7 separate regions of the Homo sapiens genome follow, and all the other regions are linked to region 7. The links are chromatin loops, found by intact Hi-C in ENCODE. Cell type or tissue: K562. All regions are shown on one strand. Each heading gives the region's core, and the rest is flanking DNA. Links, peaks and the distances in the headings are about the cores only.

Region 1 (4,662 bases), core at 447-4,446, 180 kb after region 7:
TCAGAGTACGAAGAGCATTTAAAAACAGGTTTTTTGAGAGTTTTCTTAAGAGAAAGCTTGAGACTGAGATCTGAGGCAGCTGGCGTCACATGAAAAATTAGAAAGATAGGGTTTTATGAGGTTAGAAGAAATCTAAGACAAAGTGTTTAAAGAAAGTAAAAGCAACTGCAACAAGTGCAGTCTATGGTTGAAATAAGTGAGATTTGGTTACTGTATTTAGCAACATGAAAGGTTACTTGTAACCTTAGTGACCATTTTTAATGGAGATATGCTTAGAGATGATTCAGGGTAAAATCAAGGGGGAGGAAGTGGATAAGGTAAGTTGAGTATGAATTTTTAGATTTTTTTGTAAAGGAAATGGAGTATAACTAGAAAAACGTGATACCAATGTGTTTGATGTTAATGGTGCTGTCATGTGATATTGAGTATGAAGTTCAAAGGAATAATTCAGTACAAAAAGAAAATCGATATATGAGAAATGGAGGAAAGTTTCAGAAAGATGGCCTTTGAGAGTGGCCGAAAGCACAGAAACCAGTTTAGAAGTGGAGAGTTTGAACTTTTGTAAGAGCATGGCCAACTCAGTGACAATAGCAGGAGGTCAGGCAGAGCGTGTGTTATAACTAAGATCCCTTCCGATGGTTTGTATCTTCTCGGTGCAGTTAGAATCAATGAGAGCGTCTATGAGTAAAGATCAGGGTGGTCCCGTCAAAAGTTTGAGAGGAGAAGAGAATCATCTTGGAGAAGAGGTAAGTTAATAAGCTAGTAGAGACATCTGGGTTGTAGGACAACCTTCGGACTCCCCCTCCTTTGCATTGAATTTATGAATTTAGCACAGCACATTTGTCAGACGATTCATGATGTGTGTTCGGGATGGTGGCCAGAAAATAGTAGGCACTCAATATGTTAACTAGAATTATGTTAAAAACAAGGACAAAATAACAGCAGCAACTGCTGTTACTACTACAAACTTATTCCTTTGTGAATAAAGTGTGTCATATTTATGCTTTTCCAAGGCATATAATTTGCAGTATGTAATAGATGTTCAGTAGCTGTTTATTTCAATAAATTTGTCTCTTTGGGCAATTAAAAGTTGTATAGGCAGAATTCTTCATGGTGTGGAGTTTCTTGTATAATATGGCATGATTTTGCATTATAAGGTGACACTGTCACTTCATTTCAAAATGTTAATTATTTACGTTTAGAAGTTAAATTCCACCCTACTCCTAAAACATTCTCTCTGTAATCTTGGCTTTGGTGGTGGCTTCTCTGGTGATGGGTTCCCATTTAGCGTGGGAAAATGTCCCTGCTCTGAGTGTCCTAGTTGTAGTTGGCACCAAGAGGAGATGGGCACACAGATTTCACTAAAATACTGTGTGATACCAGCATATATGCCCAGCAACAGATTGTTCAGATGTTGAACAGCTTTTTATAAGGTTTTTTCCCCATGAATATTTAACTGTTCTTTAATTATTTCCACCCCATCTGCCAATTTCAAAGGCAATTTAAGGGTGATAAGGCCATATGCTTGGAGCTTGAACCCCCTGGAGTCTGAATATTAGCCTATTTCTTTCTGGGCTGTGTGCCCTGAGCATGTTACCTAACCTCTCTGTGCCATAGTTTACTATCTTGCTCAGAGTCTATCATAGTTGAAGAATGAGGAAGAGGCTTCTTAGAGCAGATATTTTCTAAGCCTACAACTGTTGCTCCTTCAGGCCATGGGGGCTCTGCCTGAGTGATCTAGCCAAGCCGTCTTCTGTGGGTTCCCTGGGCAAAGCTCTCATCAGGAGTTCCTTGATTCGTTGAATAGCTTCTACCTCAGGTACTGCACTGAGACATTTGCGATTGCGTCTAAGATGGTTATATATCTCCCCACTTTCTCTTGGCTTGCTGATCTATCTGTACAGGAAGAAGAAATCTATACATGAATATGAAGTCCCAAGTGATTGTTACTATGGGACACCATGACATCCTCCTCCTGACACCTTGTGGCCAGTTAGTAATATGACATTATCCTAAAACAACACCATGTGTTCTCTATTCTTTAAAACTGCATGTATCATTAGGAGAATAAAAAAAAAAAAATGAATAATATCGGTACCTTTGGACTGATGGTGACATCATTTTTGTTATTAAACATTTTCTGCATTTTAGCAGTTATTTTTACTCTGTAATCCCTCCAGAATCAATTGGAAAAAATACAATGAATTGTATAAAAACCTTGAATCTATGATTATTTATTGCCAAATAATTTGCCAAAAAGTTTGTTTCTCCATATATATTTCTGTAATTATAGATAGAATTTAATAGCTTTAAATATTATAGTTAATATCCCTCACTTTATTTGGTAAAACTTGAAAAGTTACTGAATTTGCTACAACATAGAGGAAAGAAGTCTTTGCTTGGGGATATTTAATTCCAGCCACTTTGTAATTTTAGGGAGTGAATTGAATCACCACTTAATGACGCAGGCAACAGCAGGGCTTCTAAGAAAATCACATTATAAATCAGCGTTAATCTCTTCTTATACTATGAAATATAACACTAGAAATGCCATGCAAAACTCATTATTAATCATCTCAAGAAAACAGTTGTGAAACCATTCATGAAATAACCCCGCACCCCATCAAGAAACGGAACATAACCAGCACTCCAGGGCGCTCTTGTTTGATCACCGCACATGCCCCAGGGCAAAAACAGGCATTATTCTAAATGTCTCTAACTTTCATTTGAACTATTAGACATGCAAAAATGTGCAAAATTAGCACAATGAGCTTCCAATGTGGCCGTCACTCAATTTCTCTTAATGCTGACATTATTTTGAAACAGTTTTGCTCTTGCTGCCCACGCTGGAGTGCAATGGCATGATCTCAGCTCAGTGTAACCTCCCCTCCTGGGTTCAAGTGATTCTCCTGCCACAGCCTCTCAAGTAGCTGGGATTACAGGCACCCACCACCATGCCTGGCTAATTTTTTGTATTTTTAGTAGAGACAGGGTTTCACCATATTGGCCAGGCTGGTCTTGAACTCTTCTGTCTGCTCAATTGCACACTGATAATGTTGATGACAAGCTTCTTTCCAGGAGCAGAAGAAAGACCGGATGAGACAAATCATTCCTCCACCTACCCAGGGACTTCTGCATAATTGACTCTTCCTTGGCTCCTTCTATCTCTTCAGACATTCACCTTATCCTGTGTAAAATGTACATTTACTGGGCACTAACTGAAGTCTCACAGAAACGTAACCATTGACCTTACCACCAACCCGCCCGTCTTCCTATATGCCTTCCCCCACCTTAAGAAAATATATACGTACTGAGTGTTCTAAAAACCTCTTTGGAAAAATGGCCATGGGTGTGTCTGTGGCTTATTTTTCTAGACATACTCTAATATTGGCTTAATGAAACTTGACTGAGCAATTCTCACTCATTTCAGTTAAGTTTCTAACATTTCTTTAGTTGGGCCTTGACAGCGAAGAATATTGGTCAGTTATTTTGCCAAATGAATTTCATAGTAATTATTCCCTGGATTTCTTCTTGCATGACTGGATAAATATTCCTAAATACTACAGTTTAATTTTTACTATTCATTGAAAATTATATAAATTGTATACCCTGTCGATGAAAAGTCAAACCCTGTATTTTAAGATTTATTCTGAGCCAAATGAGTGACCAATGGCCCATGGAACCACCCTCAGAAGATCCTGAGAAACACGGGTCTGAGGTGGCCGGACAACTTGGTGTTACGCATTTTAGGGAGACATAAGACATCAGTCAACATGTATAAGATGTACAGTGGTTTGACCTGGAAACACACAACAATTGGAAGCAGGAGTTTCTAAGTCAGAGGCAGATTCAAAGATTTTCTGATTGGCAATTAGCTGAAAGAGTTGTTTATCAGTAGAAAGAAATGTCTGGTTATGGTAAGGGTTTGTGGAGACCAAGACTTGATCTTGTAGATGAGGCCTCCAACAAGCAGGCTTCAGAGAGAAGATTGTAAATGTTTTTTAATTAGACTTAAGTCTTAAAGAATCTGTTCTATCAGTAATTCCAAAAGGGAGGGAGGGTATCCTGAGGCATGTCAAGCTCTTCCTTCCTATCATGGCCTGAACTAGTTTATCAGGTTAACTTTGGAATGCCTTTGCTGAGACGAGGGCCCTATTCAGATGGTTGAGGGAGGCTTAGAATTTTACTTTTGGTTTAAAACCCTTTAGTATTTAGCCGGAATTTTAGGAAGGGGACCCTGATTTTTGTAGTGAGAAGAACCCATATTAGTGCCCATGGACATAAACATACACAAACAACAAATAAGCAATTCAAGATCTGATAAAAAGATAATGACATTGAAAGATGCTTCTGAACCCTATGTCTGAGGCCACCAAACAATCCAAGCAAAATCATTCTTGTGACCTGGTTACAAAGATGTGCATTTCAAATACCAGTAAAGAGAAAAGACACAAAAATGGGAAGATTAAAAGAATTTTTAAAAAGAAAACAGATTCCTTATTAGCCTTTCCATCAGAATGAGCTTATTTCCAGAGTCCCAGCCATTAATGAAGAGCCTAGAGTAGTTATGAACAAAATTTGACTTCACCTCTCAAAACCTGACTTGGTGAACAAGGTCCCAAAACTAGCTGCCATCAGTGATATGCAGAAGAGCAAGTGCAG
Region 2 (4,309 bases), core at 1-4,000, 1.1 Mb after region 7:
AAAAATGTGGAAAAAAGCCCACTAAAGGTATATAAAAGCATTTGTTCTTCAGTGTCCTCCCTAGCCATAAACTTGTAAACTTGCATAGTAAGTGACTATTGTAAGTGTGTCCCCATAAAGGGACACAAAGTGTGTAGGGATGTGTGTGTGTGTGTCTGTGTGTGTTCAGGGGATAAGAGATTGGGAAATAGGCAAAGAAAATTCGAAAAATGGAAAAAAAAGATCTAGAGATCAGTCTGCAGCTACCTTGTATAACTGTGCCATTGAAGAAACTACCCCAAATTCCCTTTTTACAATACAGTAAATTTTATTTAATAAAAGTTTGATGAATCAACAATAAACAAATAAAATAATATGGCTATTATTAATATGTTGAAGAGAATATGAGATGAAAATAGAGATGAGAGATGAAAAGATGCAGATAGAAAAACTAGAAATATTAGAAGTAAATACATATGTCTAAAATTAATATTCAATAGAATTATAAAAGCATGAAATACTCTACCTGAAGTTAACAGCTAATAGTTTGGGATTGACGGAATGTTAGATCCAGTAGACGATCTGATTACTTGCTTGAATATGAGTTAATAAAAAATATTTAAAGAGAAGAAACATAATTGGAAGGTACAACACGTAAGATAAAAACCATAGTGAAAAGTTCTAGCATGCATGTTATTTTCACCCTGGGAGGAACACAGATTTAAAAAGGGGGGCAGAAGCAGCATAAATAATGATACCCACAGATAAATATTATTGGCAAGCTTCAAGCAAGATAAAAGTTCAATCATATCCTAGAGACATCACACTAAAATTGCTAAAACTAAAGATAAGCTTAAATGCCGCAATAAGAGGAAAAGAAGACATTTTGTTCAAATAAGCAACAATACTACTGACAGTTGACTTTTCAACATAAACTGTGAATGCTATAAGACAATTTAGGTATATCTTTAATGTGCTAAATAAAACAATAGTCAACGTAAAATCATATACCCAGAAAACATAATTTCCAAAACTAATACCAACAAAAAATTTTAATACATAAAAGAATGAGAGAATTTCTTGTCAGCAAACCTGTAGGTTTGCATTAAAAGAAGAGTTATGCAGGCAGAAGAAAATGGCCCAAATGGGAAAAATGGGCAGGAGAGTGGAAGAACAATGAAAAAAGCAATATAAGAGCACATGCAAAGGAATACAGACTGATTAAACAATAAAAGTTATGGGTGGTGGGGTTTGAGATATGCGTTTAATTATAATCCATTATAAAAACAATACAAAGAAGGGACTAAAGTAGTTAGTGTTCTAAAAGCACAGTGTCTCTAGAAAGTGGTAAAATAAGTAATTTCTACTTGACCATAATAAGTCAAAAATGCATAAACACTCAAATCGGTGTAGAAATGCATGACTACTCACCTCATAGATGGAAATGTGGAATAAAATAAGATAAAGTAAGATAAAACAGGGAGAAAGAACATAGATGAGCCAAATAACAATAATATATTCATAAAGCAAACACAAATGTGTCTGAAATTAAATTAAAGGCAACTAAAGTGCTGAAATTAAAGCATAAAGACTGACTGATTTTGTTAAAAAACAAAACTGTATTACACTTAACACATTCTCAAATGAACACGAAGAAAACACCCAAAATGAAGATGGAAAAATATATACCATGAAAAATTAAACAAAACAAAGTTGGTATAGTCGTTATGCTATTAGAATACATAGCTAATAAGGCAAGCAACTTTTCTGAAGAGTAACCTTTGATAATGACAAGGCAGCCCTTCTACTACAAATAGATCATAAAACCAGTTCTCTGGCGCATACAACAGTATTGCTTCTAATGATACATGACTTAATTTGACAGACTGAAAATAAGAATAAGGCAAATTCCAATCATCCTGGGGTATTTAAAATCAAAAGTCAAAATACTAGAAGTTCTAGAACTTCACCAAAAAGACCAGGAGAAGCAAACAGGGAAGGGACCTGTTTTTTCTCCTCTAGTCTTACAGTTTACCTCTATTGCCCCCTACTGGCAGAGTTCATGAGGTGCCAACACGCTAACAGCGATGTGGTTGTAGGGTTCACCCAATCCAGCATCCAAGATCTGAGTGCGTAGGGATGGGTTTGGAGTCAAGGGACTTAATTGGCTCAAGTATTTCAGCTTTTTTTTTTTCCACCAAATACCTCCTCTCCACCCATTTACGAATACATTTAATTCAATGTTATTCTGGTTCATTGTGCAGTCATCACATCTTCAACTGTTCTGTATTATTTTAATGTACTTGTTCAAAGCGATAAAACAACAATGTTTTATCATTGTGGAAATGAGTAGGTTATTTTACCTGTAAAGAATATTACTAAAGCAAGATAAATTATGTCAACTGGCTCAACAGCAAACACTCTTTAAAGGCAAATGATTAATTTCTATTTGGCCGTGTGATGACAACTACATATAATTCCTGCCCCTTACTTGCTCTCATATTGATAGTTTGATATACTTAACTAATATTTAGTAATACTATGCTTACAATAAATGTGAAATAAGCATTTAGATCACTGTCTGGAAGCTTTAAAAAGCTGTTAAAGTGATCTGATATTTACCCATGTAACTTTTCTTTAAGATAAACAAATAGGAGAAAGAAATACATGGTAAACATGTAAATGTGTGTTTGAATTCTAATGAACATTTCAAACTATGAGGCTATTCAGCAAGAGGGATAGAGACAATGTTATTTCATTATGCGTACATCACACAGATGAGTTGCATTTGTGTTTGGGTATGCATAAACAGCAAAAGGATGTACAGAACAGTTTTTCAAACAATTCAGAAAGAAATTTAGCTGAAGGGTTTGCGTGTTACATTAAACAAATGAAAACCAAATTGCATTTCATATTTTATTTGTAAGATCCTCCAGGCCTGCACAGAGTAGAGGACTAAATGACAAACTTTGCTTTAACCTTCATCTTGGAATTCATTTCCTACCACTCTTCCTCTTATTAAATTGAACTGTTTGTCCTAAATCTGCCTGTGTACATGGTAAACTGTAACCTAACTTAATGTGTAAACAACCTGCAACCTAACTTCAGAGCATACATTATAACAAGTAGCAAAATCTCAGCGAATCATAGCAGCCTAACCTTCAGCCAACTGTAGGCCGAAACCTGCCAAAACATCCAAATAAAGCAAACACAGAACTCTAGTCAATCAAGTTATTTCCGCATGTCATTTCCATTTCTCCAGCTATAAATATTGCCTGCAACGCCTTGTAGGATGAAGCTCTCTGCACTGCTTTTGGTCCTGAATGTTATCTGGTTCATAAATATTTTTTATTTTCTCTGCTCAAATGAACTCTGTTAAATTTAACTTGTCTAAGATTTTTCTTTTAACACTGTCTAAGTTTATATTGGGAGAAGATCTCCGAAGCAGATGTAATTGCTTTTATAACAATGTCCATCCATTTATTCTTTAAATCTCCCACCAGCATTTCCACTGTGTCTCATTATTCAGGTTTCCTACTCCATGAAGACATTATCTCGGGATACCTTTTGGTCTTCACAGAAAAAGGTTGACACACAAAGACCAAGTGATTGAACATCATAATTGGTAATTAGTTCAGGGTTTTAAAAACTGTTCCTCTGGGATACATTTTAATGTAACTAATAGCAAATCACTTCAAGATGCTCTTCCTTGGGGTCCCTTGTCCTTGAGTCAGGAACCATGCTTTTCATTGATCTTAAGTATAAATAAACCAATACTAAAGCAAGCATGAAAGAGCTCATTTGATAGCAAACTGGCAAGAGCTACTGTACTTTTAGTTTTTTACAGTGATTTAATACAGGTCACCATTTGAACATGACAATACTCTGCAAAAAACTACAGTGAGTATTTGTGGGCAGACTGTCTAATTCTTAAGTTTACCATAAAATCATGGCCTGAGTAGGGATATTTTTGAGCCAGGTAACATATTTAATTCCTTTTTAGCCATAGCGCGCACACACACACACACACACACACACACACACACACACACAATCCATCCGCGGATTGTACTTTAATTCAAAACAGGGGATTTTATGCTATCAATGTATCAAAATACTGATGATGCAAGTATTTATATTGCCTGCCAGCCTTTCAAAATTTTTCCTTTCATATCAAATATGCAAAAGTTGGAGTTTAAAAGACAGTCAACTAAATTTAGGTTAACATACTTTACCAAGTTATGGGAATGCTTGACATGTATGAGAAATTGTTTTAGAATATGTCCTTTCTTTAATTATCATAAAGACTTAGCTAAATAGTTTAAGAATT
Region 3 (4,662 bases), core at 429-4,428, 400 kb after region 7:
GGAGTCGACTGTCAAAAGACACCTCCTGACACCCTTTGAGGACCCTTGAACCTCCCCAAGGCCCTCTTCAGAGCTCCAGTCACATCCTTGTTTCTAAGGCTGTAGATGAGGGGGTTCAGCATGGGTGTGAGAATGGTGTAAAACACAGAGAGGACTTTGTCCTGGGCTGGCTTGTGGTAAGAATGTGGCAGCATGTAGGTGTACATGGCAGCCCCGTAGAACAAGGACACCACAGTCATGTGGGATGAGCAAGTGGCAAATGCCTTCTTCCTGCCCTCCACTGAGCTCATGCACTGAACTGTAGTCAGGATTCGGGCATAGGAAGCAAGGACTACAGAGAAAGGAATCAGCAGCATCAAAACACAGCACACATACATCACTGTCTCGTAGAGGGCTGTGTCTGCACATGCCAACTTCAGGACTGCTGGTGCCTCACAGAAGAAGTGGTTAATCTCCCGGGAATTGCAGAAGGGAAAGCTCATGGTGATGGGGGTTAGGAGGAAGCCATCCAAAGAGCCCCCAAACCAGGAACCTGCTATAATCATCCAACAGACCCGGCGGCTCATGAGGACAGGGTATCTCAGAGGGTTGCAAATGGCCACATAGCGGTCATAGGCCATGAGGCCCAGCAGGAAGAATTCAGCTCCCACAAGGGTAAGGTAGAGGAAGTGTTGAGCTGTGCACCCCACAAAGGAAATGGTCCTTTGATCCAGCAGGTAATTAACCAGCATCTTAGGCACAATAGTGGAAATATACATCATGTCAATTAAGGAAAGGTGGCTGAGGAGGAAGTACATGGGTGTATGAAGGCGCAAATCTGTTTGGATCAGGAAGATCATAACCCCATTGGCCATCAGTGCGGTGAAGAAGATGATAGAGATGATGGCAAAAATAAGACCTGAGGTTTCCTTTCTGTTGAACAGCCCCATGAAAGTGAAGTCTGTAGAGGATGTGTTGTACTCTTCCATTGATCCTACAGTTGTGCCGATATAAGGTAATATCTTCCAAATAAGATGATAGCATTCCCAGGGCAGTAAAATAACAACATGTGAATTAATTGTTAGGCAGCAAACTTTTAAAAGTGGGAAGAAAACATTTAAAAAATAGTATTCTTGCCACATTGAGACTGATATCTAGCATTTACTCTATTCCAGAAGGTTTTTAAATAAAATTGGTCATTATTAATCAATAATTGCTTAAATACATTGGAGAAGATGAGGTCAGCAGATGATACTGTATTACGATGATGTGCATAACAATGCCTAAGGTTGCATACCATGCTACACAGCAGTTACGCATACCATGGTCCGGTGTATGCGTGTGTGTATTACCTTAGATGCATTTAAATTTGTATTATTATTTAATGTGTCTTTGTATGGTTGGCATCACCACTACTTTCAAAACATCTTTGGTGCTGGCTGTGAGTAGCTCATGTCTTCCATTTAGCTACAAGTACGGGTTATCTACCATTTGGGTCACAAGTCACTGTCTACATCATGAGAGTATACTTGGTGTTAGTTTATCCATGTCCCAGACAAATTATAAGGGATGAAATAAAAAGGGCAACAGAAACTCAACGGAAACTACTCTTGCAAATTTAGACATAAAAATTATTCTCAATACAAGAGGCATTCAGTGTTGTAGAATTTTATTTATTTTCAATTTTAAGATGATGAGGAATTAGCATTAGGATTATGATTAGCATGACCATTAGAAATCAGTATTAGCAATTAATATTCAGAGGAAATACCACAGGGACGTAAACATTGAGCTATAATTCACTGATTATTTTTGGAAATTAGAATTTTTCATAGTTCTTCATAATTAAGAAAAACTGAGTGTGTTTTATACAATTTCAGGTTACAATAAAGAAACAAATATCCACAACAAACTTCATGGAAGTAAAGGATGATTTTTCACATTGTTTAAGGCTAAAAGTGTCCCAAGAAAGACATTTTACCAACATATTTGGGAGTAAAATTGATCAAACTAGTCTAGTGCTCCTCTAAATATTCTAAAAATATTAGCATTTGAGTCAATTGCCCAGAAAAAGAAGTTGCTATTGAGAATAATGATGATGACATCGTGGAGTTTATTTTGCAAAGTGTCATGCTAAGAAGTACTTTGTAACTATTGACTCCCTGATCTTCACAATAAAACTAAGAAGTGAGGAGCTATAAAAGCCCCTCTCACCAATGACAGCATTGAGGGTAACGTGTTGGTGGTCACGGGGTCTGTTAGTGCCAGGAGTGTTTGGACTAGATAGTCTCAATTCATTATATATTCATACACATGGCATTGTGTATATAGGAAGCTTTATATGGGAATAGCAGCTAGACATTTACTGTAATTAGCAAATAAAATGTACCAAGCATGTGAACCTGCTAAATTGTTAACAATGTAATAACTAATGTGACTAATGAAAATTAGTCATACTTGAGAGTAGATCACATAAATTATTATAATCAGGATTGCTGTTTTATGGATATAAACTATGTGTACAGATATACACACATATATAAAAATGTACACATAGATACATCATATGTATATTTTATATATATATATAATGTATATTTTGCTAATTCAGAATATTTGGTGTCAGGTTTTATACATTTTTATGATACTATGTACAATGTCATCATTACTTACAACCTCCCTCATTTTACTTTTTTTAGGTTTCATTAATGGAACCTATAAAAATATATTTCTAAAGGGAAACTCCTCTCCAGTTTATGTCGCAGCCTAAATATTAGCAGTATTTCAGCTACTTCCACACTTCCTACATTTTCGGTTTGACTTTTATCATGCGATAAGACACCAGAAACAGAGGGAAAATCATGTGCTGCTTCACAAAGTCAAACAGTGGTCTCTGCTGTCTGTTCACCCTTACTCCCATTTTATACACACACACACACACGTATATGTAATAGCACAGGGACATACATATTGAGGTATAACTCACCGATGATTTTTGGAAATTGGAATTTTTCCGTAGCTCTGGCAATTAAGAAAAACTGAGGGACTGTTTTATACAATTTCAGGTTACAGTAAAATCCACAACAAACTTCAAGAATATAAAGGATGATCTTTTATCCATTATATATATATATATAAGTATATACATTCATAATTTCCTCCCATAGATTTATATATGTATATATGTAACTCTTCTGTGGTTCTAGCTTTTTCTATGGCCAGCTAGCCCTGCAAACCTAGCAATGCAAAGGGAAATTCTAAAGTCTACTCCATTTTGCAGCCAAGTGGCCTTACTTTTCCTATCTGCATACAAAAGATCTAATTTATCAGAGAACAAGCCCTCCTCAAAGTAAATTATGATTTTAAGTAAAATGTTTTGTTAAATTTATTATCTGCTCTCTCACTAGAGTGAGCACAATAAGTAACTATACTTGTTGAATATCTCCTGGGCATAGATCATACAGCTTTGCTATGGTTTAGTACACATAAAAATAATCAGAAAATGTTTGGAATGATTCTGTGACTTTATATAGGCATTTGTTTCTGAAATGATGAAGGCAACATACAGTAAAACAAAATTTAGAATTAAATGAATTGAGTTCTTCCTCTGGTCACGACATTAATTAATTCTGTGACCTTGGATTATCTTCCTAAACACCCTGAGCCTCAGTATCTGCTTATATTAATTGATATAATAAACATTCAGGGTTACTTTAAGAATCAAATAAGAAATTTATAGTTACAGGTGCAAATATTTTATACAATACCAAGTAAAATGTAAGATATCTGCAAATTATTTCAAAACTATTGGTAAATGGGTGCAAATTCTCAATCTCTCATTTAAGCAATCTACATATTCAACTAAAATCTATGAATTTAAATTGCAAATACCTCCTGATCTTCAGAAAAGGTCTGTAAACCCAGGTGCTCCCAGTGAAGTTACATCAGCAGTTAAAGTCTATCTTTTCCCCCAAGTATCCTTTGACTTGAAAGGATTGTTACTTAGTAGAAATTCTCAGAAAAAACTGTGCATTTCAATTAAGCTTGCAGAACATCTAAATGCCTTTGAAGAGCAGAAGTATGCTTGGCCTGCAAATTTTGAGAAAATTATTTTTAAAAAGTTAGTGGATAAAATAGACATAATTTTATTGGATAAAATTGTCTTTTAGGCCTACCTAAACTATTTTTTATTGCATAATACCGTACACCAAGAGATAAATCAATGCATTTATGTTATCCTGACATTTGTAAATATTCTGTACTATTTTATAAGGCGTGCATGTTGGTTGAGTAGGGATGGCCGCAAATATTTTCCTCCCACATCACTACAGTTTGAAGGTAGGACACAATGCTTGCCCAGGACTGTGATGATCTCCAAGCCCATCCTTTAAATCAAGTGACAAGATAATTCCTAACTTGTAAGTTGCAGCCTTTGCTTGCTTCCCTATGACCACTGGTGAAGTTTCTGCCAAAGAAAAGAGCAAGCTCCATGCTCCTTCAATGCAGCAGCCTTGTTAGGAAGCTCTGCATTAGCTTAAATTAAAGCTGCTTCATGCAGGATTCTTCCTTGCCTTCTGAATCTGCTTGGAACCAGTTTTCTCTCTTTGCAACATTCAACATTTCATAATGTGAATATGACTACAAGGTTTTCTGTCCTCCTTCTCTATACCGGTCACACTTCTC
Region 4 (4,662 bases), core at 301-4,300, 49 kb after region 7:
AAATAACAAATGCTTATTGAATGTCTGGGTCATTTCCAATGTAAATAATTATTATATGAGAAAACATGGTTCTGAAATAGTGAAATAATTTTATCTATAAAATGCTAACATCTGACATACAGTTCAGATTTCTTGCTTCCCATTTTCACTAAAATTTAAGATTACTAGAAATAAAAATTCTAATTAATATATAATTCTGTAAATTGCATTTTATAAAAAATAATTTTGTGTAATTTGGAAGCCATTTTAAAATCATTTACTTGAAAAGGCAAAAAGAAACCAGAAGTGGGGAAGAGAGATGTGAAGAAAGTTATGGTATAAAGTTGCACCCGTAACTTTCACATATATATATATATATACTCGTAAATTAAGTCTAATAATACTGCTATGATTATTCATGTACAAGTTTTTGTATAAACAGTTGTTTTCATTCAATTATATTGGGTATATACCTAGGTGTGGAATTGCTGTGTCATGGGTAACTCTCTTAGAGGAACTGCCAAACTCTTTCCACAGTGGCTGCACCATTTTACATTCCTACCAGTAGTGTATGAAGGTTCCAATTTCTCCATATCCTTCCTAATGCTCGCAATTTTCCTTGCTTCCTTCTCTTTCTTTCTTTCTTTCTTTCTCTGTCTCTTTTTCTTTCTTTCTTTTTGATTTTATTTGTGTTAGTGGGCATGAAGTAGTATCTAATTGTGGTAGAAGTGTGTTCTGAGGCTGGACCTCACCTCAGACCATTGCCCTGTGCAGATGCGAATGTCCCTCTGGGCTGTGCAGTTGCCGATATGAGCTCAGAGAACAATGATAGCAGTAGTAGCCATTGTTTTTAGAGCCCTTTATGAAGTGATAGTTTCATCATCATTGTCGGCTTGTGCGACCTCCTTTGACCCTCAGAATAGCTACTCAGGCCGTAGTGCTGTTTTTGCCACTTGAAAGATGGGAAACCCAAGACTCGGGGGGATCATCATCTTACATAAGGCCATGGACTATTGGGGAAGTTTATCTTCCAGGATATGCTCATTTCCTCTGCAAGGTGACTGGGGGGCAGGAATGTTGGGGGCAATAATTCATTATTTTTAGCCTATTCTCACATCTCCAAGCGGGAGGAATGAGCTAGTCAATGAAAGGCTCCCAGAAGCAAACACAGAGAGAAGGCGGGTCAGGGGTGGATGCTCTTGATCCTTTTGCTGAGTCTTTGGCTTAGACTCCTGTTGGATATAATTCCTGCCCCAGCTTCCCTGACCTGACCCTACACACCTCCACATGCTTATTCCAAAATGGGGTAGGCTCCCCTGGAAACTCACCTCCAAGCTTTGCTGGTCATCAAGGGAAGCTTTGGGAAAAGGCCGTTTCCTAAAGTGGTTCCAGATTTACCACCGGATGACTCACTGGGACTCAGCTGAGCTCCAGGTTTGCCTCAGCTCAGCAGGCTGTAGGGACAGCCAACCTTGTCCCCTTCTAAGAAGATGATGGAACTAGGGTGCCTACGGTGTGCCCAGGGCTTCTTAGTTTAAAAGTTGGGCTGCTTGTTGCGACTTAGCTTCTCCTGGGTCTCTGGACTTCTTTGCTAGTCAGGAGGAGTCGGCTTTAGAGAGGTGCTTTTTCATAATTCCCTGTGACTGATTCAGGTCCTTGGACCCCACATTAATGACAGAGAGGTGAACCTCTGGGAGAGGGAGGAGTGGAGTCAAGTCGATGTCTCCAATCCTGCGGGTGGAGGCTGCGTCCCACCTGAGCCATGTTGAAATGGAAAGATTGCTGGCCCAGGCGTCTGAAGGCCTATAGGGAAGGCCTCCCTGGGCCTGTTTCCTTATCTGTCAAGGCAGCTGGGGGTACCCTTGGCGCACTGCCGGGGCTTCAAAAGGATGAACCCAGGACTGCTGTGAGCAGCCGTATAGACTGCGCAGCCTAGTTCAGGGGGCTTCCATTGTCTTCAGTGTCCTTACTGATAAATGGCTCAGTTAAAATCATACGTGCTATTAATAATAATTCCCACATGGTTAGACGTCCTCAGGACATTATTGATAGATAGATGGCCTTGGAAAAACACAGAGGAATGGGGTGATGATTCCAGGAGTAAATAAATCATCAGGAGGCATTTCTTCAGGGCCTGATGATTCCATTTTAAAGACAAAGAGCTCTGGCCCAACAAGTGCGGTTAATAAGTAACTTATGTGATGTGAGGGACAAAGTCTGGATTCAGACTCAGATCTTTGTGGTCGCTTTGGGTCCATTTGCCTGAGTATCTGGTGCCTTCTGAGAGGAATTAACATTGATCAGCCCGATTTTCTCATGCCAGTACTCAGCCTGACACCAGAGCTGTTATCTCAGAGGCAGTGTTCATGAGCTCTTTGGATCCTCCATCGGTGGCTCAGGGAGGCCACATTCCTGAAACCCGCAAGCCCACACACACCCCATTGGATATTACTGTGCCACTTCTCTTGTTGTGCCCTGCCAGGTGACTGACTAATGTGTGCTGGGAAACAATATGGTTCTGTTAGGGAGGAAGCTGCTTTTTTTTTTTTTTAGGAAAATGCTGTGATAAGCAGCCTGAAGGCAGATGGTGAGGAGAGGAGAGAATAAGAGATGGCCAGAGTCTCTGCTTATAAAAATAACTCAGATTTTGTCTTCTCCATGAGACCTACTACAACCTCCTCATTGAAAGTGGAAGCCTGCACCTGCTCACCCCCTAGCATGGTTGATGACTTATCCTACTCTTTGTCTTTTTGCCAGAGCAGTCACCACATTCTGACTTTCCCTGTGATTTGCTTATTTACCACTTTAATTTATGTTGTCTGTAGTCCTCTCTAGACTACACTCCAGGAGGGCAAAGGTCTTTGTCTTTTTGCTCACAAATACCTCCCGGTTTCCTACAGTAGGCCTAAGACAGGGAGGGTGCTCAAAAAATGTTTGTTGAATGAATGCATGAGTTTGGGGAAGGAAGAGAGAGCTGAGACACAGGTAGCGTAGCCATCCCCAAGGGGTATTTTCAAGAGCAGGGAACTGCAAGGTTTAAATGCAGGCTGGGGGATACTGGTATGATGTGTGCCCCTCAACCTCTGCATCCTCGGCTGAGTGGGCTCCTCCCACTCCCCACCGTGTGTGTATAAAGTGTCAGCACAGTGGAAAGATGAGGAGGGAAGATAACTCAAGTCCACACTCAAAACCAGGAGCACCCATGGCACAGTGTGAGGAGACTGGGAGAGTGTGAGGGTTAATATTGAGTGTCAACATGATTGGATTGAAAAGTATTGCAAAGTATTGTTCCTGGATGTGTCTGTGAGGGTGTTGCCAAAGGAGATTAACACTCGAGTCCGTGGACTGGCAGAGGCAGAGCCACCCTCAGTCTGGGTGGGCACCATCTGATCAGCTGCCAGCTCTGCTAGAATATAAAGCAGGCAGAAAAATGTCAAAAGGCTAGACTGGCCTAGCCTCCCAGCCTACATCTGGGTGGACATCATCTAATCAACTGCCAACACAGCTAGGATAAAAGCAGGCAGCAGAACGAGGAAGGACCAGACTGGCTGAGTCTCCCAGTCTCCATCTTTCTCCCATGCTGGATGCTTCCTTCCCTCAAACATCGGACTCCAAGTTCTTCGGCTTTGGGACTCTTGGGCCTACACCAGTGGTTTGCCAGGGGCTCTCAGGCCATCAGCCACAGACTGAAGGCTGCACTTTTGAGGTTTTGGGACTCAGACTGGCTTCCTTGGTCTTCAGGTCACAGACAGCCTATTGTGGGACTTCACCCTGTGATCATGTGAGTCAATACTCCTTAATGAACTCCCCTTCATACATATATAAACTCACCTTCTCTAGAGGACAGAGAACCTGACTAATACAGAGAGGCCTCAGTTGACCTGACCTGGGCTGTTACCAGTAGCTGCTCAGATCACTTGGCCAGAAAGACTCTCTCGATGGCTGCTGTGGGCTCTCACCCAGTGTGCAGAGCACACTGCAGGCAGGGGCTTCACGTCATGGTCCCTCTACCACACTATGAGGCTGCACAGTGAGTTTACACTCATCTTGGTTGGAGGACCCTCAAATCTAACAAGGTTAAGACACTTGCCTGTGGGAAACTGAGGCCCTTTCCTGAGTTGCACAGACCCCACATAGTCTGATTCGGAGCTCTGAGTTCTGACTGTGCCCCGGCTGTGTGCCCATGAGCATATCTCTTATGGCTCTCTTTCTGTGCTTTGGTTTTCTCATCTATAAATGGGCTAATCATGGTGACTGTTAGCAGGTTGTTAGGTGCTTGTCATTAGCAGGTCATGGAATTGACTTAGAAGGCCACAGACAATGCTGGAAGATACCTTACTCCTGTTTACATTTTGCCAAAGGCAGGCCTTGACCAAAGTTGTTCCCAATTCCTAGAGGTCTCAGAGAGGGCACGAGCTGCACAGATGCCAAAGGGTTGGGCAGCCTGTAGCTCTATTGGGCAGGGCACAGTCTGAGAGCCAGAAGCCTTAGCCTGTCTGACCCAGAGGTCCCACCCCAGAAGACAGCTGTGCTTTTTGATTTTACAGCCACCTGCTATATAAGGCCTCTCCCATACCAGCCCTAAGCCTCTACTGGGAACCACCTTCTGTAGGACAGTCACCAGGCCAGATCCAGAAGGTGAGAGGACTGCGAGGCCGGGGCCTGAGCCCTGGGAGAAGCTGA
Region 5 (4,662 bases), core at 350-4,349, 110 kb after region 7:
AATGTATTTATGCCATGAGTTTGATTTTCGGGGTCATGAATGACATTTCTCCATAAATTAGGAAGTCCTTTGAGAAGAAAAGCCATTAATTTGGTTAGTGTTCTTGTATTGCACAACTAATCTAAAGCTAAAGAAGAGTACTTGCAATTTTTCAAACTTTATATCAATTGACATTTGATATCATGTAAACAATCTTCTGTTTTACACGCTATAGTTGGTTGGCTTTAATTGGAGGTCTTTCACTTTGGGTAAAATAAATTATGATCTTTTACTTATACTTCAGTTATTTTAAAAAATAGTAGCTGAAAATTAAAGTCACCCTGGTTGGGGAGCATTTAAAACAACACAAAGGACAAAAATGCGGGAGCAAGGCCAGGCTCATCCCAAATCAGCTGAATCTGAATTTCTGGCAGGGGGCCTAGGATGCGCATTCTAATTTAAAGCTCCTGGGTGATTCTGTACTAAGTAGTCAGCAGTGGGCCGGACGCGGTGGCTCAGGCCTGAAATCCCAGCACTTTGGGAGGCCAAGGCAGGCGGATCACGAGGTCAGGAGATCAAGACCATCCTGGCTAACATCATGGTGAAACCCCATCTCTAATAAAAATATAAAAAATTAGCTGGGCGTGGTGGCACGTGCCTGTAGTCCCAGCTACTTGGGAGGCTGAGGCAGGAGAATTGCTTGACCCAGGAGGCAGAGCTTGCAGTGAGCCGAGATTGCGCCACTGCACTCCAGCCTGGGCGATAGAGCGAGACTCTGTCTCAAAACAAACAAACAAACAAACAAAACAAAAAGTAGTCAGCAGTGAGAACCAGGGACCTTGGCTTTTGATCATCTCTCTGGTGGATTGAAGGAAACTGTTTTCCATCACAGAGCTGGCCTGTCCTCAGCTCAGTGAGTCCACTGTGTTCATCCAGGGCAGCACTTTCCATCCCTCTCAGAAAGATGCTTCCAGCCAGGCCCATATACTTGCTGACATTTTCCTCTCCCCCACTCCTCCTACCATTAATTTCAGCTACTGCATCTTAGCCTCCACCCATCTCCCCATGTCCATGTCTCAGTGCATGTTATTTCTGCTGCCATATAGTAAAGGTCTCCTCAAAGTCCATCTAAAATCCCAATCTTTCCTTAATCAAACCCACAGTCTTCTACTTTTACCCTATGTCCAAACCAATCCCTCAGGCTCCTTAAGCAGAGTGCTTCTGCTCTTTTATGTTCTTCTTAAATTGCTTTCTCAGCATTTTAACTGCACACGTCCTCATTCTCTAAATGCTTTGGGACCTTAAAGGCAGGGACCCAAAGCTGATTCACTTTGACCCTAACACACTTTATGCAAGGCTGGATACACAACAAGTAAACTCATTGAATGAGTAAACAAATGGACAACTGAATATAACTATGGAGAAATTAACACTCATGAAAGAATACATTAACAAAAAAATTCAGGTTTAATTCATAAATGGAAGTGGCTAGGCTCTTGCCAGAGCTCCATGAAGTACCCTCCCCAGGAAAAGAACAAAGAAGATGGGAGATGGGGGTCTGATTCTGGCCCCATTTCTGATGGCTGATTTGCAATTTCTACTCTTGTTAGCAATTGGAAAACCCATCTAAGAAGTTATCGTCTCTTTGCATAGGTCTGCTTGTGTGCATCTCTTCATTTCAATGGCTACGTCACGAATACCTGCAAGAAACTGTAAGTGAGACTTCCACTCTCCTCCTCCTTCCTTATACTCTGCATTTTACTCATACAGACTGGGCTGGAGTAGGATATAAGTCAAGTCACACTCTGGTGTGATCCATCTGACAGGGCTCTCTGCAGCAGAGGCAATGAGCTAGAAATGTGTCCTCCAAAGATGGGACTTCCAAATTCCTAAATCTTCTCAAAATCTATGTCAATCACATATTGGCATATTTTCTAAACTTTATATGAACTTTTTTCCAACTTACATTACCACTTGAGATAGCATATGCTTTTATAGACCCTTTATGCCAATGGTAGTAAGAAGTCCTAATGACTTTGTTAGGGGTATCCTGTATGCTACTGATACTCAGGGGAGGGGGTATGTCTGTGTTTCAGTTATGTAGACTCTTTGTAAATTTAGGAACATAAATCTAATCTCTTATTCTTGGTCTGAGTTATCATTTAAGAACTAGCAATAGCCATAAAAAAGCTACGACTGTGATTGTGTTCCCTGCCTTTCAAAGCACCTTCAGACATATTCTTTCACATGGCACATATTCTACGCTCTCGATGATTTCATCTTACTTCTTCTGCAGTGTCAATAGCAATCGAGTGATTGCTATTTTAAAGCAAATACATCTCTTTTATTATGCAAATTACAGAAAGTAGAAACATAAGAATCCAAGAGACCAACCAACATGGTTAGCCTTCTAATTACCTCACTTAGATGAACTTCAGGAAGGTGGAGCTCCCCAGCGTCAGCAGGAGGAAGTGAGCAGGTAAAGAGGAATTATGGAAACAACCCAACCCTCACGGAACTCAGCCCACTGCATTTCGTGCTATTCCACACTATCACTCCTAAATCATTTCTCATTTAAATGTCTTCAATTAATTTAGAATTTTGTATTGTATTTTCTTAAAGCAAGCATAGTAAAATATAATTTGCAATCTTTTTGAAGAAAGTTTAAGCTTGGTCATTGCCTCTCTCCAGAGCTCTTATTTTGAAAATTTCAACAACAACAACAGAGGAAAAAAGCACACATTGCCCCCGTGGTTTTTTGTTTTTTGTTTTTTTGAGATGGAGTTTTGCTCTTGTTGCCCAGGCTGGAGTGCAGTGGAGCAATCTCGGCTCACCACAACCTCCGCCTCCTGGGTTCAAGTGATTCTCCTGCCTCAGTCTCCCGAGTAGCTGGGATTACAGGCATGTGCCACCACTCCGGCCAATTTTGTATTTTTAGTAGGGACGGGGTTTCTCCATGTTGGTCAGGCTGGTCTTGAACTCCCGACCTCAAGTGATCTGCCCGCCTCAGCCTCCCAAAGTGCTGGGATTACAGGCATGAGCTACCGCGCCCGGCCATGTTTTTTTTTTTTTTTTTTTTTTAAACCTAACCAAAATTTGCAGAAGATGAAGATTCCTCCAATATGCTGAACCAACTTCCTCAAAGCTAGTAGAGAGCCTGTCAATGAATACATGTATCAATTCAAAAATAAGTGAATGTGAAAGCCAGTTGGACATATTTACAGAGTCAGACCACTGCTGTGTCCTCATTTCTAAGAGATTTGGACAAAAGCTGATTTCTCCTCAACCCTACCCTTGGAACACATACCCCATAAGCTTGTGAGAGAATACCAGTACATCCTAGAAAAGTACCTGTGTTTATGATGCCAGAGAATTCAATACACTTTATTTTATCTGCTGCACACCATTTGAGTTCTGTATCGCATTTCCTTCCTTGCACTGCAAAGCATGTTGGGCACTTAAAACCACTGGAGCTGAATTCATCAACATCTTCCTCCTCTAGATCACTCATCTTAATCTCCCAGGAGACTGTTAAAAAAAGATAGAAGACTGGCTAGTTATTTGCCATTGACAAGCAAATGTACTCATTCTCATAGAACAGCCGCTAGAACTAGATCCACCCACCCCATTCACCCTTCCCTAATCCTCACCCCTGCCTTCCTCATGTGACACTTTCAAACGCATCCAATAACACTAGAGTTACTATAAAAATCCCTGCCATTATGGAGCTCATTTTCAGATGGAGGAAGCAGAAAAAAACAAAGAAGAAAAAAATATGATATGTCAGATGATGATAAATACTACGGAGAGAGACAAAACAGGACAGGATGTGCAGGGTAGGGATAATTCACGGGGTTGGTCAGGAAAGGCCTCACAGAAAAAGGGACATTTTTTGAGTGGAGGCCTGAAAAAGGTCTACTTCCAAACACTTACACAGAAAAATGTGGTCTTACAAGTAAAGGTCACGGGTGGCAGAATGCACAGGATACTCAAAGAAGGGGCCCTAACAAGAAAGAGCCTTAGCTTCTTCTGCACTATCTGCCTCTGGGGCTCCATAATAATGTCCTAGTGAACAGAAGTCGACTGATTCCCCGCTTCCATTCAAGTGTTCTTGCTGCCACCTGCTGTCATGGGCAAAGACTGGGCTTGGCTGTTCCAGTAAAAGATGTCCAGGCACAGAGCAGAGAATGGTGGGGACTATGAATAAAGAGGTGGAAATCTGTGGAAAATTAAGAGCAAGGGGAAAAAAGGAGTAAAAGCCATGGTATTTCCCTGAAGAATTCTCCTTAGGCTATCAAAAGGTAGTTTTGATTTGTTCACCTCCCCCAGACCAGGGCCTCTTCTGCCTCTGTTAGCCCCTATGGGATGAGTAGTATGTGACACCAAGGGGACATGCCCACCCAGATCCTGTATGCCCTTTCCCCACTTTGCCTGGCTACCAAGAATCCTGGGATTTCTTGCTCAAACAGACTGAGATCTAACCTAGCAGTTGTCAGAGGTGGTGGGAGTGGGGAGTTTAAACTTCAGCATTGGCGTGTCCACACACATGATCGCGATGGCCTTCACAGTTGAAGGGGAGTGTGGAATGGGGAAAGGAGATGGGCTGGAGACCAGGATCCAGATTTCTCAGTGCTGCAATTCTCTGGCATGAAACTCTTGCGAACATTCCAAACCTTTTAGGTC
Region 6 (4,662 bases), core at 421-4,420, 870 kb after region 7:
AGTTTCAATTTGTTTACTTACTAAGCCAGGTAGCAGTTTATTAAGCAGAATCGATTTACTTAGGCACTATAGAGACTAGTGGCTAATAGCCTCTTAAACTCTCTAAGCGAATACAAAATTTTACCTTATTTTGTCTAATTAATGTCTTGCATCCTTTACTTATAGCATAAGAACTCAATAGAAAAAGCTGCGTTTCTTCTCAAATGAATTGCCACAAAAGTTTAAAGGACATATCCAGCTACCAGCGACCTACAACGGAATGTTCAAAAGACTATGTGTATCTCCACCACAATACCCAGGTATCTGAACACGCACCACTACAAATGCATGTCTTTAGATTGTGATAGGCTTTACCTTTAAGCCTAATTATTTCTATGTGCAGTACTTTAGGTATGTGGTTAATGTTTAAAATATCTTACTTTCCACTTCCAATTTCATCCAAGTATGCTTTACAATCCCACACTGATTGAACCATGCTCTTTACACTCTTTATTAAGAAAAATATATGTGTGTGTGTCAGTGTGTATGTGTGCATGTGTGTGTGGGCATGTTTATTTACATGAAGTCTTCTACTACCCTCAATGTAGGCGTTTCTATGTTTCTATATCCCCAACAGGAAAAAAATGTTTTTTAGCCCTATCACAGATTATTTTTGTATTTTAATCTGGAAATTTGTAAATCTATGAATTCTGACTTCTAAACTTCTATATCATCCTCAGATCTGTTCAGCAGAATGACTTTCTCTTGCTTACAATAATATCTTGCTATTCGGATTTTTACTGTCTCTGATTTCATGCTGCTCTTGGGTCCACATTAGGTATTATTATGAGTTGTAAAAGCAGGCTTTAAAAAAATACAGCACCTGATGCATCTAATATTAACATTAGCACTTCCAGTCAATTTTGAACGTCTCTTAGCAATACATTTTTATATATCATTATATTAGTAATTTTACTCATTCTCTACTGAAATAAAACTCCTTAGCACACCAGGGATAGGAGACTGTTACAGGACTGGAATCAAGTAAAAAAACTCAATTGTCAGGGAAAAAATGTTATTAATATATAATAATTGCTTATTTTATGTCTAAATTATGAACATTAAATAGTTGTATTATTAGAAGATAATTTCATAGTTTATTTAAGGTCCTTAATATATATTGCCACACTGTTCTTTTTAAAATGTTTGTACCATATTTCATGTATGCCTACAATATGTTATGATGTCCAATTCACCAAAATATGGTTAACATTTATTACTATTGTTTTTAATTTTCCAATTGTGAAAGGCTAATCATTTTTCATTAAAGTTTCATATATATCTTCATATTTTGTTAAATATTTATTTCTATAGTATAAAACATTTAGTTGGCATGCTATAATAAAATTAACCTGAACATTTATTTCATTAAAATGTGTTTTTCTAGTTTTTGCTATGAATAACATTACTTAGGGGAGAGGCGCTCAGGGGAGTGGGTCCCAGCGGCAGCTGAGCCTGGGAGAGGAGGCCCCAGAGCCAGCCCCATCCCTGAGCTGCTGATGGGAGGGGAGGAGTCCCCTGAACCAGCCCCGTAGCTGAGGGGTTGATGGAAGAGGAGGCCCCAGAGCCAGCCCCATCCCTGAGCTGCTGATGGGAGGGGAGGAGTCCCCTGAACCAGCCCCGTAGCTGAGGGGTTGATGGAAGAGGAGGCCCCAGAGCCAGCCCCATCCCTGAGCTGCTGATGGGAGGGGAGGAGGGCTGACAGTCGGGAGCAAGAAGGGAGACTGCGGTAACCGCCCCGTCCCCAGGGGGCCTCTCGTCTGATACCTCGGTCTGGAAGGCGTGCCCAGCTGCCCTTCCGCAGGAGACACCAGTGTGTAGAGCAGAGCCCTTCCTTTCGAGAGGGTCTTCACGCTCTCATCGTGGTCGGCGGTCGCGGGAGAGGGGCCCTCCTGGACCCGCAAGCACGCCCACTACTGCCAAAGACGCCGCGGCTGGTCTCGCAGCAGCGCGTCCTCCGGCAGCCCCAGCGAGTGAGCCCGGGGCTCGGGTGCGGAAGATGATAAAGAGGCTCCACCTGGTGGCCGCAGCGGGTCCTGAAGGAGCGCGTCCTCCGGCAGCCCCAGCGAGTGAGCCCAGGGCGCAGGTGCGGAAGATGATAAACAGGCGCCACCTGGTGGCCGGGTCGGTGATTGGCCCCAAGAGCAATAAAGACAAGTGGGAACCTGGGCCAAGGCGCCTGTGGCAAGGGGGTGAGTGCTTGGACCCTGCCAGAAGGACGTCTCGGGTTGCCGGAGGGTCATCTGCAATGTGGGCAAGCACCGGGAGGCGGCACCGCCAAAACTCAACGCTCTCGAAAAAAATAAACGAGAAGGACTAAGAGAACCAGCTGCTGTGCGTCTTGGGGTGTGACTGGTTCACCCTCCGCGGTCCATGCATATCACCTTTGAGCTCCTGGGCAGGAAAACCCTTGAGTTCCCGAAGGAGAATAACATCCAGCCATTCCCCTCCCACATGTCTGGCACATGGCCCACCAGCTCTGCCACACCCTTAGATTTCTGCACGAGAACCGGCTGACCCACGCACACCTGAAAACCGAGAACATCCTGCATGTGGATTCTGAGTTAAACACCGTCTACAGCGAGCACAGGAGCGATGAGAAGTCAGTGAGGAGCACCAGCGTCCGAGTGGCTGACTTCCCCAATGCCACCTCTGACCGTGGGCACCACATCGCCATGGTGACCACGGTCACTGTCGCCTGCCTGAACTGATCCTTGATCTGGGCTGGACACGCCCCTGCCATGTCCAGGGCATGGGCTACCTTCTCTTTAAGTACTACCAGGTTTCACACTCTTCCAGACCTGTGAAAACCAAGAGCGCCTGGTGATGTTGAAGACCCTACGGCTCATCCCATTACGCGTGATCTCCTGTACCAAGAAGCAGAAATATTTCTACAAATGGGGCCTAGTTTGGGATGAGAACAGCTCTGACAGCCCATATGTGAAGAACTGCAAACGTCTGAAGAGTGACATGCTCCAAGACTCTCTGGAGCACGTGCAGCTGTTTGACCTGATGCGGAGGGTGGTAAAATTGGACGCTGCCCAGCACATCACTCTGGCTGAGACTCTTCTGCACCCCGTCTTTGCTGGCCTGGCAACCTCAGTCGTGGTCCTTCCACACAAGCCACAACCCAAGCAGATGACAGACGCAGGACACTGCATGAGGAGAGCGGAACTGGGCTGCCCAATCCCCATTCTCCAGCCCCTACCACCAGGTCCCAGGACCAGAACCACACAATGAGCAGTGCAATGTGAAGGAAGGCAGGAGCCTGCGGGGGAGCAGACTTGGTGCCCAGCTGCCAGAAGGCAGATTTGACTCAAGCTGTTCATACGTGTTTTTTGTTTTTGTTTTTGTTTTGTTTTTTGTTTGTTTTTTTGAGATGGAGTCTAGCTCTGTGGCCCAGGCTGGAGTGCGGTGGCGCCATCTTGGCTCACTGCAAGCTCCGCCTCCCGGGTTCCCGCCATTCTCCTGCCTCAGCCTCCCGAGTAGCTGGGACTACAGGCGCCCGCCACCACGCCCGGCTAATTTTTTTGTATTTTTAGTAGAGACGGGGTTTCACCGTGTTAGTCAGGATGGTCTCGATCTGCTGACCTCGTGATCCGCCCACCTAGGCCTCCGAAAGTGTTGGGATTACAGGCGTGATCCACCGCGCCTGGCCCATACATTTTAAACTTACAAAGTGTGTCTTAGTGTTTGTAAAAAAAAAAAAAAAAAAAAGGAAAAAAATTAAATGAATTCTCAATAGAAATATTTATTATCTTCTTTGAAATAACTATTAGGATAAATTGCTAGAAGAGTTTGTAAAACATCATCCTGTATGTATAAATGAAATAAGGCAATTTTTATGATATTCCTATCTAATATTGTATAGTTGCTTCTAGCATAGGATGAGTAATTCAATTTTAACACAACTTATATCTGTATATATGTGTGTACATATATATGTGTGTGTGCATATATATGTGTATCTGTAAAATTTTACTAAATAAAGGTGTTGATAAACCAGGCAAAGAATAATGATTTCATATGGAATTTGTGAATTTTTGATAAGTGATTGTTAGCAATATAATTTAACAAAGTTTTATAAAAATAAACATGGATTTGTCTTTTATACAATGGATGTGTGACTGTATTTTTAGGGATATTCTCATAAGTCTTACAATTTTGGTGTTAGGGAATAGGACGCCTTGGGTAACTTCTACTTCCTGTAACTGTTGCATGATTATAATTGGTACCACAGAAGGAACACTACATTTTTAGAGGTACGTGTTTACAACACAAACACATATTATTGTTTATTATTAACAATGTTTCTGAAATATTCACTTCTTATATGTGGTAAGATAGAAGCTTTGATTTCTTTCTAGGAAACCTCTCATGAGTATCCTTCAGGCATTTAACATAGAAATAGACAGAACACACATTCAGGAATTTTCCTATTCATTTTTTTGTGCAGAAAGTTACTTTTGAGCATATTTTTCATCACCGCCAGAACATCTTTATTCCTAAAGCTGTAGATGAAAGGGTTGAGTGTGGGTGTGAGGATCGTATAGAATATTGCCAGGAACTTATCCTGGCCTGGAGTGTGGTATGATTTAGGTCTCATATATGTAAAAATAAATG
Region 7 (4,662 bases), core at 280-4,279:
ACTAGAAAAGCTGCTATGAAAATGCATAGCATATGTTTTTGGGTGAGTGGGCTTTTTAAATTTTTTAAATTGTATGTATAGGAGGTGAACAACATGGTATTTTGATGCACATAATGAAATAGGTATCAAATTGGCCTATCATTTTGCAGTTACCTCCCCCCTTTTTTGTTGTGAAACCGCCTAAAATCTACTCTCAGCAAATTTTCAGTCTATAATACAGTATTATAGTCCTAATGAAGGGCTTTCTGAGATGACACACAGTGCTGGACTTCCCTACCCAGTCACTGGCAGGCAGGACCTGTGAGGCTCCTGGTACAGAAGAGCCCTAGAAAAGAAGGGCTATGCCATGCACGTGCGTTTCTCCTTGCAAAATCACCTAGAAGATGCGGCAGGCGGGAAGAGAGACCAGGAAGGTTAGAGCCAATGGTACTTCTAAGGAGAAGAAGACAGAAGCCGAAGAGCTCCCTCCCTCCCACCCTCGTTGTAGTAACTTGTACTCATCCAGTGCATTTCACGTACCAGGAACGCCCCTAATTAATCTCTACAACAATGTTATAGGACAGATAAACACTATGATTTCCTTTCCACGGTAAGAAAATAAGGCACAATGGGGGGTACTCAGCCTTGCTGAAGGTAACGGAGGCGGCTCCCACTAGGCACTTGGACTCTAGAGTCCAAACGCTTGAACCACTGGGCTCACAGGAACAGGAGGTGAGGAAGTGGAGGTAGTCATCTCCGAGGAAGTTTTGCTGGGAAGAAGAGATGAGAAGTGGGAATACTGTTTCTTAGCTCCTTCTCCCAGCAAAGAGGGTCGAGAAATTTTGTTTAAGGTGAGGAAGAGATGGTCAAGGTGTGGGGGACATAGGGCCCCATCCCCCATTCCTGTACTGTGTCATGTTACATGTTACATTGGCCTGTTGGTAATGAATTGTTCTGATCTTCATCTTCCTCAAGTGTGGGGCTGGGGCCTCAGTCTACCCAACACCTGACACAGGCTCTCACCAACAGATGCTCAGGAAATGTGCTTTTGCTTCTTGCCCCTTCTCTTAGCCCACAGCTGTATCAGGTGGGTTTATCAGTACAGCAGTTTGGAGGTCAGGACCTGGTGATGCACAATCCCAGGATCACATCTCTATGGGAATTCTCAAATTTCATGACGCTTCAATTTTATCGCCTATAAAATGGGAGCATAGAGGCATGTGTGGCATGCTGCTACATCAGTGGATCTGAGGTGCAGCGATTCCTGTTAGCACCTCTTCACAGCCTCGGAGTGCTTAACTCACGGAGGCTTCATCCCATCTTGCGCTAGGCAAGTGGACTCTATGAAAGGGTTGTGTTTCCCTCCTCATCTGGATATGATTTTTGACAAGCATGACAACCCCACTGCCTTTTTAAAAATTTAATTTTTAATATTTATTTTATTATGAGACAGGGTTTTGCGCTGTTGCTCAGACTGGAGTGCAGTGGTGCAATCATAACTCACTGCGGCGTGGGACTCCTGGGCTCGAGCAATCTTTCTGTCTCAGCTTCCCTAGTAGCTACGACCACAGATGCACACCACCATACCCCGCTAATTTTTAACTTAATTTTTTTTTTCTCTGTAGAGATGTATTGCAGTGTTGCCCAAAATGGTTTTGAACTCTTGGACTTAAGCAGTCCTCCCTCCTTGACCTAAAGTGCTGGGATTACAGGCTTGAACCACTGCTCTTTGCCTTTTTTTTTGTTTGTTTTTGTGACACTCGTTCTAGCCCAGGCTGGAGTGCAGTGATGTGATCTTGGCTCACTGCAACCTCGACCTTCTCGGCTCAAGAGATCCTCCCACCTCAGCCTACCAAGTAGCTGGGACTACAGGTGTGTCCCACCATGCCCAGCTAATTTTTGGATTATTTTGGAGGCGGGGTTTCCCTGTGTTGCCCAGGGTGGTCTTAAACTCCTGGGCTCAAACGATCCCCCTACCTCGGCCTCCCAAATTGCTGGGATTACAGGCATGAGCCACCATGCCTGGTTATGCTTCCAGCCTTTAGACATCTTTTAAAATTGACATATTGTAATTGTACGTATTTGTGGGGTGTGGAATCAACCCATCTGTAGATGCTCCTACTCTGCCTGGCAGGAAGAGCGGAGATGACCTTCTTGGGCTGTCAAGGTCTTGCTGTGTCAGCAGGGGGCAGCAGCTACCAGAAAGTGCGCAGAGCCTGGGCTCTGCATTTCCCTGCGCGCACTGCGTGTTGACCCTCCAAGCCTGCGTGGTCAGCCTCATGGGCACTTTGCAGAAGGGCCTGAAAAACTGCACATAGAAGGGTGGGGGTGTGTATACATCAGAATGGAACCCTATTTGTACTTGTCATGGGCCTCTTGCATTCCCGTGTGTCCTCGGAATCACCTATTGCGTGTGAGAGCTGGCTCAAGTCTGCAGCGCAGCTGGTCTCAGGAGGTAAGATGTTCGATATGTAGATGTACCCTGTTCTCCTCAGAGCTCACCTCCTTCCTTGGCCTCCCTAGTGTCTTTTCCCTCTCCCTTTCCACAGCCTCTTTATAAATTTCTCCACCCACGCCTGCTCACCATTCCTGAGCCCCAGGCTGCAACACATTGCTCATGCCCTGGGATAAGGGAACCAGGAGACCATACACTGGCTGGCAAATGGATATGTGTAGTTTACTAAGAAATGTTCACCAGGATCTTTCAGTGTACAAACACTGTGGTAGGCCTTGTTAGGAACACTATAAACTGTAATGCCATGGGTGGGTCTTCCAGGTAAGGAATGCAGGTGTGCACAGGTGGTGCAGGGCAGTGAAAAATACATAACCAGGCCAGGAGCAATGGCTCACAGCTGTAATCCCAATGCTTTGGAAGGCCAAGGTGGGAGGCTCACTTGAGGACCAAGTTTGAGGCCAGCCTCAGCATCATAGTGAGAACCCGACTCTACAAAAAGTAAAAAAATTAGCAATGCGTGATGGCATGCACCTGTAGTCCTAGCTACTCCTGAGGCTAGTGGGAGGATCTCCTGAGCCCAGGAGTTTGAGGCTGCAGTGAGCTATGATCACACCACTATTTCAGAATGGGTGACAGAGGGACAACCTATTTCTAAAAATAAGTAAATAAATAACTAATGAGGGCTGCAGTCAAGGAAAAATCTGGGAGGTTACAGCTGGGCATTGCTCTCCGAAGCTCTGAACCAGCCCCTTGGTCTCAGACTGGAGAAGTGGTGCCTGGCTCCCAATCCTCACTCTTCCCAAATCTGTCTTGAGCTCCCAGGGCCTGTGTCTCACCCATCTTGGTGTTCTCAGGACCTGGAATGTGGAAATTTTCACCAAACAGCTGTCTACTGACTTACTTCTGCTTGTGCTACCCTTGGCACAAGTTTCCTCCCTTCTCAAACTGTCAAACTGCTGCCTGTGGTTTGAGGACCAGATCATGTGGTCAAAAGTCCACATGAGCTGGGATTCAACCACAGGCACCTCTCTAGCCCAGTCTGAATTAATCCTTATCACTCTCAAGTTCCCCATGGCTCTTTTGACTTACTGAAGAATGGGCCGGTTGTTGTAGACATGTCTCTTGTTGGTCCTAAGTCCTCAGAAGAAGGGGTCAGTATCATCCTTGACTCCATCTCACTCAACACATAACACAATAGACATATGTACAGGGACCATACGTGATGCATAGTCTAAATTGGGACAGCTGAGTGTGAAAGGGGGCAGGTGTGGCCTGGGACTGACTTGGGTGATCTAGGACATATGGTCACCCTCATTCTAGGTGCTCAGTAAACATTAGTTCTTTTGAGAGCTTCGGTGTTAAAAACACTGACCACACTATTCAGAGAGGGTTGCCCTTGGCCTGCCCCTGCCACAAGGGGTTATGTGCACAGGGACAATTCACTCAGCTCCTCTGGGCCTCAGTGTTCCAATCTGCCGGAAGTGTGGACAGACTCAGTAGATAACCTCTAAGGTTATCTAAAGCACTAAAATTATACAGCTGGCAGTGGAGGCTGGGCCATGCGAAGAGTTCTGATGGATGATGTGAAATGGTGCATGTGTTTGCAGACAGGGTTAGGGGTTGGAGCATGAGAAACCTGAGCAAGTCCAGAGTTGGTTAGGACCCAGCCCGGAGGGAGCAGAGGGCTGCTGGATATTTCTGCTTGGGTGTGAGATGATCATCGTCCAGAGGTCGAAGAGCTCAGAGTGCTGGGCAGTAGTTTCTCTTTCTCCAGGCAGGCAGGTGGCTTTCACTGCACAGTGCAGATACGCTTCTTGATTTATTCAAACATAGGAGGAAGGGAGTGTCAAAATGAGTTTCTTCCCCATTTAGAAAAGAGGAACCTTCTTGGTCTAGGGTAGAGTGGAGCAGCAGAGCTGCCTTCTTCCTCAGCTGCGGCTTCATCTTCCATGCTCCTTCCAGGCCACCCCATCCTGTTTCGTCTCTATGATTTCTGCAATAACATGCAGAAGAGCTGGATCATCTTCACACTGACACAAGGAAATCTCAGTTGTGCCACGGCCTGCTTTTTTCCAGCAGGAATTCTTAAGGGCCTGGGGGCCTGGGGCAGCAGTGAAGGCTGGAGGAGGCTCATGGAGCTGTACAGGTTCGCAGGGGCTGCTGTGGTTTAGGGAAGAAGGAGAGGATGTTGCTTAATGTCACCTGCCTTGTGTGCTAACCTCAGTGTT

Evidence for each region. Peaks named below come from ENCODE experiments on the same cell type or tissue, not always from the same donor. Only the 100,000 strongest peaks of a DNase experiment are listed, where the experiment ranks them.
Region 1: a loop joins it to region 7, with 9 times the contacts of the local background. A loop is called at or near these places in 66 of 110 quality-filtered maps.
Region 2: a loop joins it to region 7, with 39 times the contacts of the local background. A loop is called at or near these places in 8 of 110 quality-filtered maps.
Region 3: a loop joins it to region 7, with 12 times the contacts of the local background. A loop is called at or near these places in 14 of 110 quality-filtered maps.
Region 4: it touches region 7 in a loop (2.1-fold over the local background); 4 of 110 quality-filtered maps call a loop at or near these places.
Region 5: a loop joins it to region 7, with 5 times the contacts of the local background. A loop is called at or near these places in 30 of 110 quality-filtered maps.
Region 6: it touches region 7 in a loop (6-fold over the local background); 8 of 110 quality-filtered maps call a loop at or near these places.

Annotation. Positions count from the first base shown.
Region 1 is chr1:248,619,991-248,624,652 of GRCh38, reverse strand. It overlaps OR2T11 (olfactory receptor family 2 subfamily T member 11), which reads left to right. Exons shown (of 2, transcript NM_001001964.2): 2 at 1-1,096. Among named protein-coding and RNA genes, the nearest start is that of OR2T11, 13 kb to the left of the region's middle. In K562, for the core only: a CTCF peak has its summit at 1,992 (motif pointing left); no DNase peak of the experiment used is centred there.
Region 2 is chr1:247,679,210-247,683,518 of GRCh38, reverse strand. OR13G1 (olfactory receptor family 13 subfamily G member 1) reads left to right here and starts at 3,780. Exons shown (of 2, transcript NM_001005487.2): 1 at 3,780-3,879. In K562, for the core only: a CTCF peak has its summit at 2,026 (motif pointing left); a DNase peak (open chromatin) is centred at 2,038.
Region 3 is chr1:248,402,454-248,407,115 of GRCh38, reverse strand. It overlaps OR2T1 (olfactory receptor family 2 subfamily T member 1), which reads right to left and starts at 4,068. Exons shown (of 2, transcript NM_030904.2): 1 at 3,871-4,068; 2 at 1-1,001. The coding sequence starts at 968. The coding sequence ends at 12. In K562, for the core only: a CTCF peak has its summit at 2,917; a DNase peak (open chromatin) is centred at 2,905.
Region 4 is chr1:248,755,660-248,760,321 of GRCh38, reverse strand. It overlaps LYPD8 (LY6/PLAUR domain containing 8), which reads left to right and starts at 4,563. Exons shown (of 7, transcript NM_001085474.2): 1 at 4,563-4,617. In K562, for the core only: no CTCF peak of the experiment used is centred there; a DNase peak (open chromatin) is centred at 1,801.
Region 5 is chr1:248,695,876-248,700,537 of GRCh38, reverse strand. It overlaps OR14I1 (olfactory receptor family 14 subfamily I member 1), which reads left to right. Exons shown (of 5, transcript NM_001004734.4): 3 at 1,633-1,691. It also overlaps the pseudogene LYPD9P. Among named protein-coding and RNA genes, the nearest start is that of OR14I1, 4.6 kb to the left of the region's middle. In K562, for the core only: CTCF peaks have their summits at 2,432 and 4,081 (motif pointing left); no DNase peak of the experiment used is centred there.
Region 6 is chr1:247,934,529-247,939,190 of GRCh38, reverse strand. It overlaps OR2AJ1 (olfactory receptor family 2 subfamily AJ member 1), which reads right to left. Exons shown (of 2, transcript NM_001355235.2): 2 at 3,852-4,662. The coding sequence ends at 4,436. It also overlaps the pseudogene CLK3P2, a transcript of OR2L13 not described here and the pseudogene OR2X1P. Among named protein-coding and RNA genes, the nearest start is that of OR2AJ1, 12 kb to the right of the region's middle. In K562, for the core only: a CTCF peak has its summit at 2,105 (motif pointing left); a DNase peak (open chromatin) is centred at 2,080; H3K4me3 peaks cover 483 bases.
Region 7 is chr1:248,804,821-248,809,482 of GRCh38, reverse strand. LOC124904577 (a long non-coding RNA gene) reads left to right here and starts at 1,965. Exons shown (of 2, transcript XR_007067008.1): 1 at 1,965-2,434. RefSeq lists an enhancer at 4,021-4,230. In K562, for the core only: a CTCF peak has its summit at 2,162 (motif pointing right); a DNase peak (open chromatin) is centred at 2,142.